3 separate regions of the Homo sapiens genome follow, and regions 2 and 3 are each linked to region 1. A link is a contact called in ENCODE Hi-C or POLR2A ChIA-PET data. All regions are on one chromosome and are shown on one strand. Each heading gives the region's core, a stretch centred on a gene start or an enhancer-like site at or near the end of the contact. The rest is flanking DNA. Distances are from core to core; before and after follow the strand shown.

What was found. Hi-C counts contacts between places; a loop is a spot of excess contacts on that map. ChIA-PET counts read pairs that join two places held with the same protein, here RNA polymerase II (POLR2A). Pooled maps may share reads with other maps.
Region 2: a loop to region 1 is called in a map of gastrocnemius medialis, with 23 times the contacts of the local background. The contact joins the promoter of TNKS1BP1 here to the promoter of FTH1 in region 1. A Hi-C loop is called at or near these places in 1 of 168 maps with a recorded cell type or tissue (gastrocnemius medialis) and 8 of 50 pooled maps. POLR2A ChIA-PET finds 5 or more read pairs at or near these places in 1 of 52 experiments (BJ).
Region 3: a loop to region 1 is called in a pooled map, with 8 times the contacts of the local background. The contact joins the promoter of MALAT1 here to the promoter of FTH1 in region 1. A Hi-C loop is called at or near these places in 2 of 50 pooled maps. POLR2A ChIA-PET finds 5 or more read pairs at or near these places in 2 of 52 experiments (BJ and IMR-90).

What each region holds. Positions count from the first base shown.
Region 1 is chr11:61,966,186-61,968,977 of GRCh38, reverse strand. FTH1 (ferritin heavy chain 1) reads left to right here and starts at 1,344. Exons shown (of 4, transcript NM_002032.3): 1 at 1,344-1,666. The coding sequence starts at 1,553. It overlaps LOC399900 (a long non-coding RNA gene), which reads right to left and starts at 1,684. Exons shown (of 1, transcript NR_187560.1): 1 at 99-1,684. RefSeq lists enhancers at 238-287, 408-477 and silencers at 998-1,347, 1,618-1,817.
Region 2 is chr11:57,323,583-57,326,374 of GRCh38, reverse strand. It overlaps TNKS1BP1 (tankyrase 1 binding protein 1), which reads left to right and starts at 1,423. Exons shown (of 12, transcript NM_033396.3): 1 at 1,423-1,535. SSRP1 (structure specific recognition protein 1) reads left to right here. Exons shown (of 17, transcript NM_003146.3): 17 at 1-387. RefSeq lists enhancers at 257-1,130, 1,160-1,209 and a silencer at 1,340-1,619.
Region 3 is chr11:65,497,693-65,500,484 of GRCh38, reverse strand. It overlaps MALAT1 (metastasis associated lung adenocarcinoma transcript 1), which reads right to left and starts at 1,440. Exons shown (of 1, transcript NR_002819.5): 1 at 1-1,440. It also overlaps TALAM1. RefSeq lists enhancers at 1,550-1,629, 1,680-1,749, 2,310-2,379, 2,440-2,679, 2,249-2,792 and 1 more and a silencer at 2,720-2,779.

The DNA of each region.
Region 1 (2,792 bases), core at 95-2,594:
TCCTTCTGTTTACCTTATTCTTGTAGCTCTAGCACCACTAAAACGTTTTTCCTGTAAATAACATAGGTGCATTTTTAAATGAAACCGTGAACAAGAAATCACCCTAATTCCGTCGGCAATTTATTTTAGTATTTCAGTAGAGTTGCTTTTTTAAACTAAGGTTTGGAAGTCTAGCTTCCAGCTGCAGGTTTGTGAGCATCCTGAAATTCAGTTCTTCCACCGATGCGTCAAAAGACGCGACAGAACAGTGGACCTCGAAGCCAGGACCTAGGTAAGGGCAGGGCCTAGCTCTAGCTCTGCCACCCATAAATTCACATCCACCCTGTGCCTGGGACTCAGCTTAGCCACACACACCGGCCCCACCCCTCCGGGGTCTCTTTCACCTGTCACCCGCCATTAACCCCGTCAGCTTCTCTCCAATGACACCCCAGGGTTGTCCTACAGGGCCACCGAAGCCTGAAGCTCCTGTGAGTGGGGCCGATAAGAGGCCATTTTGAAAAGTCCTCAGCATGGGCTTCGCCTTTAGATCCACGTCGTTTCTCCTTTCTAACCCGAGATGTGTCCCTTGGGTGCGAAGCGACACCAGCGATTCTCTCGGAGGCCCCGGTGGCTCACCCCCACGACTCCCCGGGGAGGCGGTCCCCATCCCTAGGGAAACCCGGCCCGCCCAGCCTTTGTTGCAGAAACCGCACACGGAGCCATATTTGCTTTCAGCCAAAGGCAGACGTGGTCGGAGGAGTCGGAAGGGCAGGGGCGGACCCGAAACCCGCCGTGCGCCCCACTTCTCCATCGCGCTCCTTCCTGGACTCTGAGGAAGAGAAAATGCGCTCGACCACCTAAGGACCGCGTCTCCACCTTCCACCTTCCCAATCATCTGCAGCTTCCCAATCTGCAGCAAGGTGTCACAAGGGCTTCTCCGCAGCTATGATTTCTAACACCATGCCCCGGGCCAGGAGCCTCAGGGTGCCCGTTCGGGAAAATGGGAGCCGAATCAGGATCACCCCATGCGCCCCCGCACCCTTCCCCCGCCGGTTCCAACGCCCGGGCGCCCCTAGACCGGGGGGGGGGTTCTGAGGTGGACTTCCTGCGCCTCCTCGCAGCTTCCCTCCAACTCCACTAAACGGGCACAGAGACGCCACCGCTGTCCCAGAGGCAGTCGGCTACCGGTCCCCGCTCCCGAGCTCCGCCAGAGCGCGCGAGGGCCTCCAGCGGCCGCCCCTCCCCCACAGCAGGGGCGGGGTCCCGCGCCCACCGGAAGGAGCGGGCTCGGGGCGGGCGGCGCTGATTGGCCGGGGCGGGCCTGACGCCGACGCGGCTATAAGAGACCACAAGCGACCCGCAGGGCCAGACGTTCTTCGCCGAGAGTCGTCGGGGTTTCCTGCTTCAACAGTGCTTGGACGGAACCCGGCGCTCGTTCCCCACCCCGGCCGGCCGCCCATAGCCAGCCCTCCGTCACCTCTTCACCGCACCCTCGGACTGCCCCAAGGCCCCCGCCGCCGCTCCAGCGCCGCGCAGCCACCGCCGCCGCCGCCGCCTCTCCTTAGTCGCCGCCATGACGACCGCGTCCACCTCGCAGGTGCGCCAGAACTACCACCAGGACTCAGAGGCCGCCATCAACCGCCAGATCAACCTGGAGCTCTACGCCTCCTACGTTTACCTGTCCATGGTGAGCGCGGGCGGGCCTAAGCGGTGGCGGGGGCCGGGCGCGGTTCCCGGGGCGCGCGCTGGGGCGGGCCGGGGGTGTGGCCACCCGCGGGCTCTCCCGCCTCCCTGCGCCCTTCTGGAAAATGGAGGCTGCTCGAGGTTTCCGAGGACTTCTCTGGCGCAGAAAGTCGGGGCAGCTGGTTCTTCTCGGCTGTACCCTGAGAATGCTCCCTCCTAGGCCAGGGCCGCCTCTGCACACCCTTCTTTTTTAAGGAGACCTTGGTGTCCTGAAATCCTGGGGTTGCAAGACTGCCAGCCTGTGTGATCAATCCTGCGGTTAGGAAGGTGGAGTTTTGCTTTCCCATCTTTTCCTCTGCCTCCGGCATTTGGCCCTAAATGCCAGCGTTTTTTGCTTAGGTATCCAGCTCCCGTCCGCCTGTGTGTGGCGGAGCTGCTGGGTAACGGTGTCGAATAGCAAACCTTGGGGGCTGGCGGGAGGTGGCTTATCTTGTGGGTAGATCCCTCTCGAGCAGCCGTATCCACCTCTCGGCTCTGCTTATCTCTAAGTCCCACTTGCTTTGAAGCATATCTCTAGGAATCGCCCCTTCTGCAGTCACCGAAGTGTCACCTGACCTTGCGCCTAGGGGACCTAATTTATCTTTTATGTATCTTACTGTAAGAGGTGTGGAGTTTGGCCTACTAATTGAACCCCCAGTTCTTGGATAAAGTCCACCGACAGTTACTGGGCAAGAAATTTTTCAGTGATCAGTGGAATCAGTTTTCCCAAATCTTGGTCTTAGGCAGTGTCGTGGGAGTCTTCCTTAGAATTGCCTTGTGATTGTCCAAACTATCCCAAGAATAAATGTGTTCCAAATGGATTTGAAAACAGGCCTGTATTTCTGTGACTGTCACTGCCTTTCACAAACACTTGACTACATCAAATGTCTAAAACTGAAAATCAAATTTTTGTGATATAACTATTATAAAAGTATGTTTACATCAACATACTGTCCACATTTGCCACCTTGCATGGGGGTTTTTAATTTGTGTGTGTGTGTGAGAGACAGAGTCTCGCTCTGTCGCCCAGGCTGGAGTGCAGTGGCGCGATCTCGGCTCACTGCAGCCTCCGCCTCCTGGGTTCAAGTGAT
Region 2 (2,792 bases), core at 174-2,673, 4.6 Mb after region 1:
CTCACACCCCCCGACTCCCCACCCATATTTTGGTACCAGTTTCTCCTCATGAAATGCAGTCCCTGGATTCTGTGCCATCTGAACATGCTCTCCTGTTGGTGTGTATGTCACTAGGGCAGTGGGGAGACGTCTTAACTCTGCTGCTTCCCAAGGATGGCTGTTTATAATTTGGGGAGAGATAGGGTGGGAGGCAGGGCAATGCAGGATCCAAATCCTCATCTTACTTTCCCGACCTTAAGGATGTAGCTGCTGCTTGTCCTGTTCAAGTTGCTGGAGCAGGGGTCATGTGAGGCCAGGCCTGTAGCTCCTACCTGGGGCCTATTTCTACTTTCATTTTGTATTTCTGGTCTGTGAAAATGATTTAATAAAGGGAACTGACTTTGGAAACCATGTCCTCATGCTTTCTTTGTAGCCTTGGTGTGTTGCTCCCACTTTTATTGGTGGTGTTTACTGCTCTGGTCAGACTGGGCAGGGCCTTCCTGGCCAGCCGGGAAGCAAGTCTCGAGGTACATCCTGTTCTGTTCCCGGCTGGACGAGCATTGGTTTTCACCCGCCTCTGCCCGGATGGGCCACCTGAGAGTCTAGAAATGAGAGCTGATCTGATTAGGAAGTTTCTCCCAGTTACACTCCATTAGCCAACCAAGCTAGGGGGAGGCAGCTCTTGGCTGCATCCTTACCTATGAGTCAAGGGTCTTCCAAGGCTTTCGATAATGAAATCAGGATTGACTGTCCTTCCCGCAGCCGGGGGAGTGGAAACCTGAGCCTGGAGAGTCGGGGAGGATGAGCGTGTGCGTAGAGTGGTGGTGGTTGCAGCCTGGTGGTGGTGCAACAAAGTACGGAGTTATATGTGAAGCTTTTGTTCTTACGGGAAGAAGGGGGTATACAAACTTCAGTGTAGGGAGGAACCCATGTCTGAGAAGGGGCCTAAAAGGAGATAAAGGTCACTAATGAGGAATGCAGAGCTGCCAGACTTCTTCACGGTGGCTCTAAATCTGAATTGACACAGGAGGGTGGCCACGTTGCGCGCGTTCTCAGCACTCAGGTGGTTGTATCAGGAAGCCGCTTCAGTCAGCCGGCGGCTACCTTCTTGCCGGCGTAGCTCGATGATACTGTGCTCTGTGCAGGCGGCGGAGCCCGGGAGGGGCCGCCAAGGCAGTTTCTCTAGGCAGTCGTCTCGGTGGCCATTTTACCCGAGCGCTCCCGGCTGAATTGCGTCAGTTTCGCCCCGGTCTGAGACTGGGGCGGGCCCCTCATCTGCAAGCCTCATGAATAATTGAGTGCTGGGCCGCGCCTGTTTGCCGACGGTGGGACGAATTCTGCACGGGCTTCCCACTCCCGGGTTCCAACCGGCTCATGCATATTCATGAAGCGCCCTGGGGGCGTGGACCTGGGCGGAGTTGGGGCGGGGCCCCGCCGGGGCTCGCAGTGGCTTCGTCCCGCGGTGACGGCGGCGGCGGCGGCGGTAGCAGCGGCGGCGGCGGCGGGGACTGGCATCGGGGCCCCGAGCCGAGCGGAGCCGGACCCCGGGCGAGCGCGTGAGTGCGCGGGGGCGGTCGGGCGAAGGAGGGGGCGGGGTCCGGGATGGGGCGGGGGAGGGGCATGGAAGGAGTGGGTGCTTTCCAGCCGACACCTCGGGTTGAGGTGGTGGTGGTCGGGGGGTCACCAGGAAAGTTTGCAGGGGCCGAGGGCGCTGGGGACGCTGGAGGCCCGGGGGAAGGTGGCGCGTGTGCGCGGAGGCGGAGGGCGCATGGCTTGGAGCTCGTGCTGGCAGAGCCAGAAGAAAGGGGGGAGGGGGCGAGGGCTTGGGGCGGGGCCGGGGGCGGGCAGAGCCGCTGGAGGGACCCCTGCCTCCCCTTCCTCCGGGCCGCGCTAGCCCCCTCCCCCGGCTCCTTCGGCACGCCCCCAGCCACCCCAGTCCGCCCCCACCTGATCGACGTCTGCAGCCCACCGTCTGTTCGCCGGCTGCTTCACAGCCCGCTCACAGGTCCTCCGCTTCTGCCGCCACCGCAGCCCCCTCCTCCTCCTCCTCTTCGGCTGCCGCCGTCCCTTCTGTGTCCAGAGCTCCCCACTGGGCCCCTCCAGACAGCCCATTGCCCGGGGCTGTTCCATCTTCCCGTTGGCCCTCCCTCTTTCCAGCAGTTTACGTGCTGTCCCTGCCGACCTCTCTAGCCTCGGATCCGGCTGGAGATCCTGGGGTCCATAGGGGCGACCCCGCCTGCGCCGAGTCCCCTCCGGGGCTGGAGCTGCCCAGCCCTTCTGGAGGCCTTATCTGCCAGGGGTCAGCTCGTTTCTACCCTGCTACCCTCTACCCCCTGGTCTCTTGAGGGTGGGGAGTGCTCAGAACCGCTGCGAATCGCAGCTTCTGGCCACAGCCTTGGTGGCCTTGGTCACCTGGGGCCCCTGGCTGGGGTCTCTGAGTTGCTGTGGCCACCTCCGCACCTGGGGACTCTGAGCCCGCCTTCATTGCTGCAGCCCCTCATACCGCAGAGGGGCCCATCAGAACCCCAGGTGAAAGGATTTTTTTGGTTCTGAGCCAATTAATTTCCATCTCCAACCACCCACACTATGTTCCTAGTAATAATGTTCAAGGACAAGGAAACAATCTTGTGTTTTAATTTTATTTTTTCTATCATGTGCCCCTCCCCCCACCACACTTGGCCTGGCTCTGCACAGTTATTCACCCACCCACAGTGGGCAGTCTTCCGTGGTGGTTAACTGACCAATGGGTTGACAGTACTGGGTTTCTCTACTGTCTTCATACCCTCTCCCATCTTTGAAACACCTGGGGCAGG
Region 3 (2,792 bases), core at 191-2,690, 3.5 Mb before region 1:
CAGTCCTAGCTTCATCAAACACTGGTTCCTGGAATCCTGTCTGCTGCTGTCTTCCTAGATTCACTGAATCCACTTCTGTGTAGCACCTGGGTCAGCTGTCAATTAATGCTAGTCCTCAGGATTTAAAAAATAATCTTAACTCAAAGTCCAATGCAAAAACATTAAGTTGGTAATTACTCTTGATCTTGAATTACTTCCGTTACGAAAGTCCTTCACATTTTTCAAACTAAGCTACTATATTTAAGGCCTTCCAAATTCTTCTAACTCTTCCAAAAGCCTTCTGCCTTAGTTTTTTTTAAATTACACCAGTCCTTTTAGTAGCTTTTTGATGTGATTTTTAACCAACTTCCCCTTCTAGCTTCAAGTATTCTTCTAAATTGGTTCTGGTCTACGTAAACACCCTCATCTTCTCAAGCTTTACCTTCTAACTTCTGCACCACCAGAAATTAAATTGATGGGCTTTTAAAATAAATTGGTTACCAATAATTTCCTCATTTTTTCAGTGCTATTTTATCCAATTTTTGGCTTTATATTTTTCTATCTTCTATACTTCTCCAATACTTGTCTTAGCTTGTTTTTCATTTTCTATCTGAAACTCTTGACAATATTTTCATTTTCTATCTTGTTTCTATCTTCCAATTTTCTTCTAAGTTTGTACATTTTGCCCTTAGCTTTTTGTTTCCTAGCTTGTCTTTTTTCTTCTGCTTCCTACTTTTCAGGTTTAAATTTATCTTTTTTCTTCTAAAAGTATGTTTTTATCTTCTAATTTCCCTATCTTCTCTATTCTTTTCTTCGCCTTCCCGTACTTCTGTCTTCCAGTTTTCCACTTCAAACTTCTATCTTCTCCAAATTGTTTCATCCTACCACTCCCAATTAATCTTTCCATTTTCGTCTGCGTTTAGTAAATGCGTTAACTAGGCTTTAAATGACGCAATTCTCCCTGCGTCATGGATTTCAAGGTCTTTTAATCACCTTCGGTTTAATCTCTTTTTAAAAGATCGCCTTCAAATTATTTTAATCACCTACAACTTTTAAACTAAACTTTAAGCTGTTTAAGTCACCTTCATTTTAATCTAAAAGCATTGCCCTTCTATTGGTATTAATTCGGGGCTCTGTAGTCCTTTCTCTCAATTTTCTTTTAAATACATTTTTTACTCCATGAAGAAGCTTCATCTCAACCTCCGTCATGTTTTAGAAACCTTTTATCTTTTCCTTCCTCATGCTACTCTTCTAAGTCTTCATATTTTCTCTTAAAATCTTAAGCTATTAAAATTACGTTAAAAACTTAACGCTAAGCAATATCTTAGTAACCTATTGACTATATTTTTTAAGTAGTTGTATTAATCTCTATCTTTCAAAGAGAAAAAAACTTATCTGCGGTTTCCTCAAGCTCCGCCTGCCCCCTCAGCAGAAGCCCCTGCGCTGGCTGCCTCAATGCCTACCGCACAGCTCGGGCGAGGCGTATTTATAGACGGAGAACAACTCGCATCACCGGAATTCGATCACCTTCCGCCGCCTTTGTGAGGGAGGCAAAAAGTAGTTCTTCGGTTAAAAATAGGTTCTAGTTTTACTTTTCTAGATTTTTCTTAACAGCTTATGGAACTTGAATGCAAACTACACATGCAGAAATACTTAAATTACTAGCGTGTGGAAAGATTTGAGCTGCAAACTTTAGACAAAAGAAACATGGAAATCATATTTTAAACGGGTCATCAAACACCTCACAAAACCCCCGGAACTTTTAAAATACCTCTTAAAGCACTTCTTGTGTTCTCTTGAGGGACAGTAGGTATAGTTTACCACCTTTTGAAGGAAGATTAAAGTGTGATAGTTCAGGGCTTTACTTTCCATTACGCAACTGAGCCCCAGCCTTGCAGGGACGGTTGAGAAGTGGCAAAATGGCGGACTTTCTCCCCCAACTGCTTGCAGTCCTGCGACTTGCTCCCAAGACAGCCACACGTTTTGCTTTTTTGTTCGAGAAATCGGAGCAGCACGGGCTGTCTGCTTGGGAAATCTTAGAAACGTGAAAACCCACTCTTGGAAAACGCCTCAATCCCACACCACAGAGCTGCTCCCCGCCTGAGCCCCGGGGGCCGTTGGCTGCCAGTGGCCCACTCTGATCTGCGGCCCCCCAGTTGCCGCCAGCCCCCCACGGCCCGCACGGAAATTTTTCTACCGTTTTTCAGCTTCCAGGCTCTCCTGAAAGTGCTCACAAGGCAAATCGCCATGGAAAGCGAGTTCAAGTGGCCTTTTAAAGTAGACCAACTAAGCGAATGGCTTTGTCTCCGAAGACACAGAGACCTTGGGCAGCCAGTCAGGGACACACCCAGAAGTGTTTACACTGCTCTGGGTCTGCTTTTTTAGGGGTTTTTGTTTTGCAGATTCTGTGTTATGCCTGGTTAGGTATGAGCTTCAGACCTTCTGAACCGGAGCAGGAAGAAAAATAAAAGCTTTCCTCCAAACCCCAAGACCAAACTGCAGAGTTTGAGTGGTTTTATCTAAATACCACCACCTGGAATGGCCAGCCTATAAGGACAGCTAAGATAGCAGCACAACTCGTCGCTGCGTCCCAAGGACTCTGGGAAACCTGGGCTCCCGGAGGCGTCAGAGGGGACCTGCCTTCAGGCGAGCTGAGGCTTCCCGGCGCCGGGCTTCTGCGTTGCTAAAATGGCGCTGCGCTTAAGAGGGCAGGAGAGGCCAGTTGCGGGGCCCCAGTCCTTTACAGAAGTCTCGGGCTGCAGGCTGCGGAGGGGAGAGCGGGGGCGGGGAGGGACTGCGCAACCGGTGGGGCT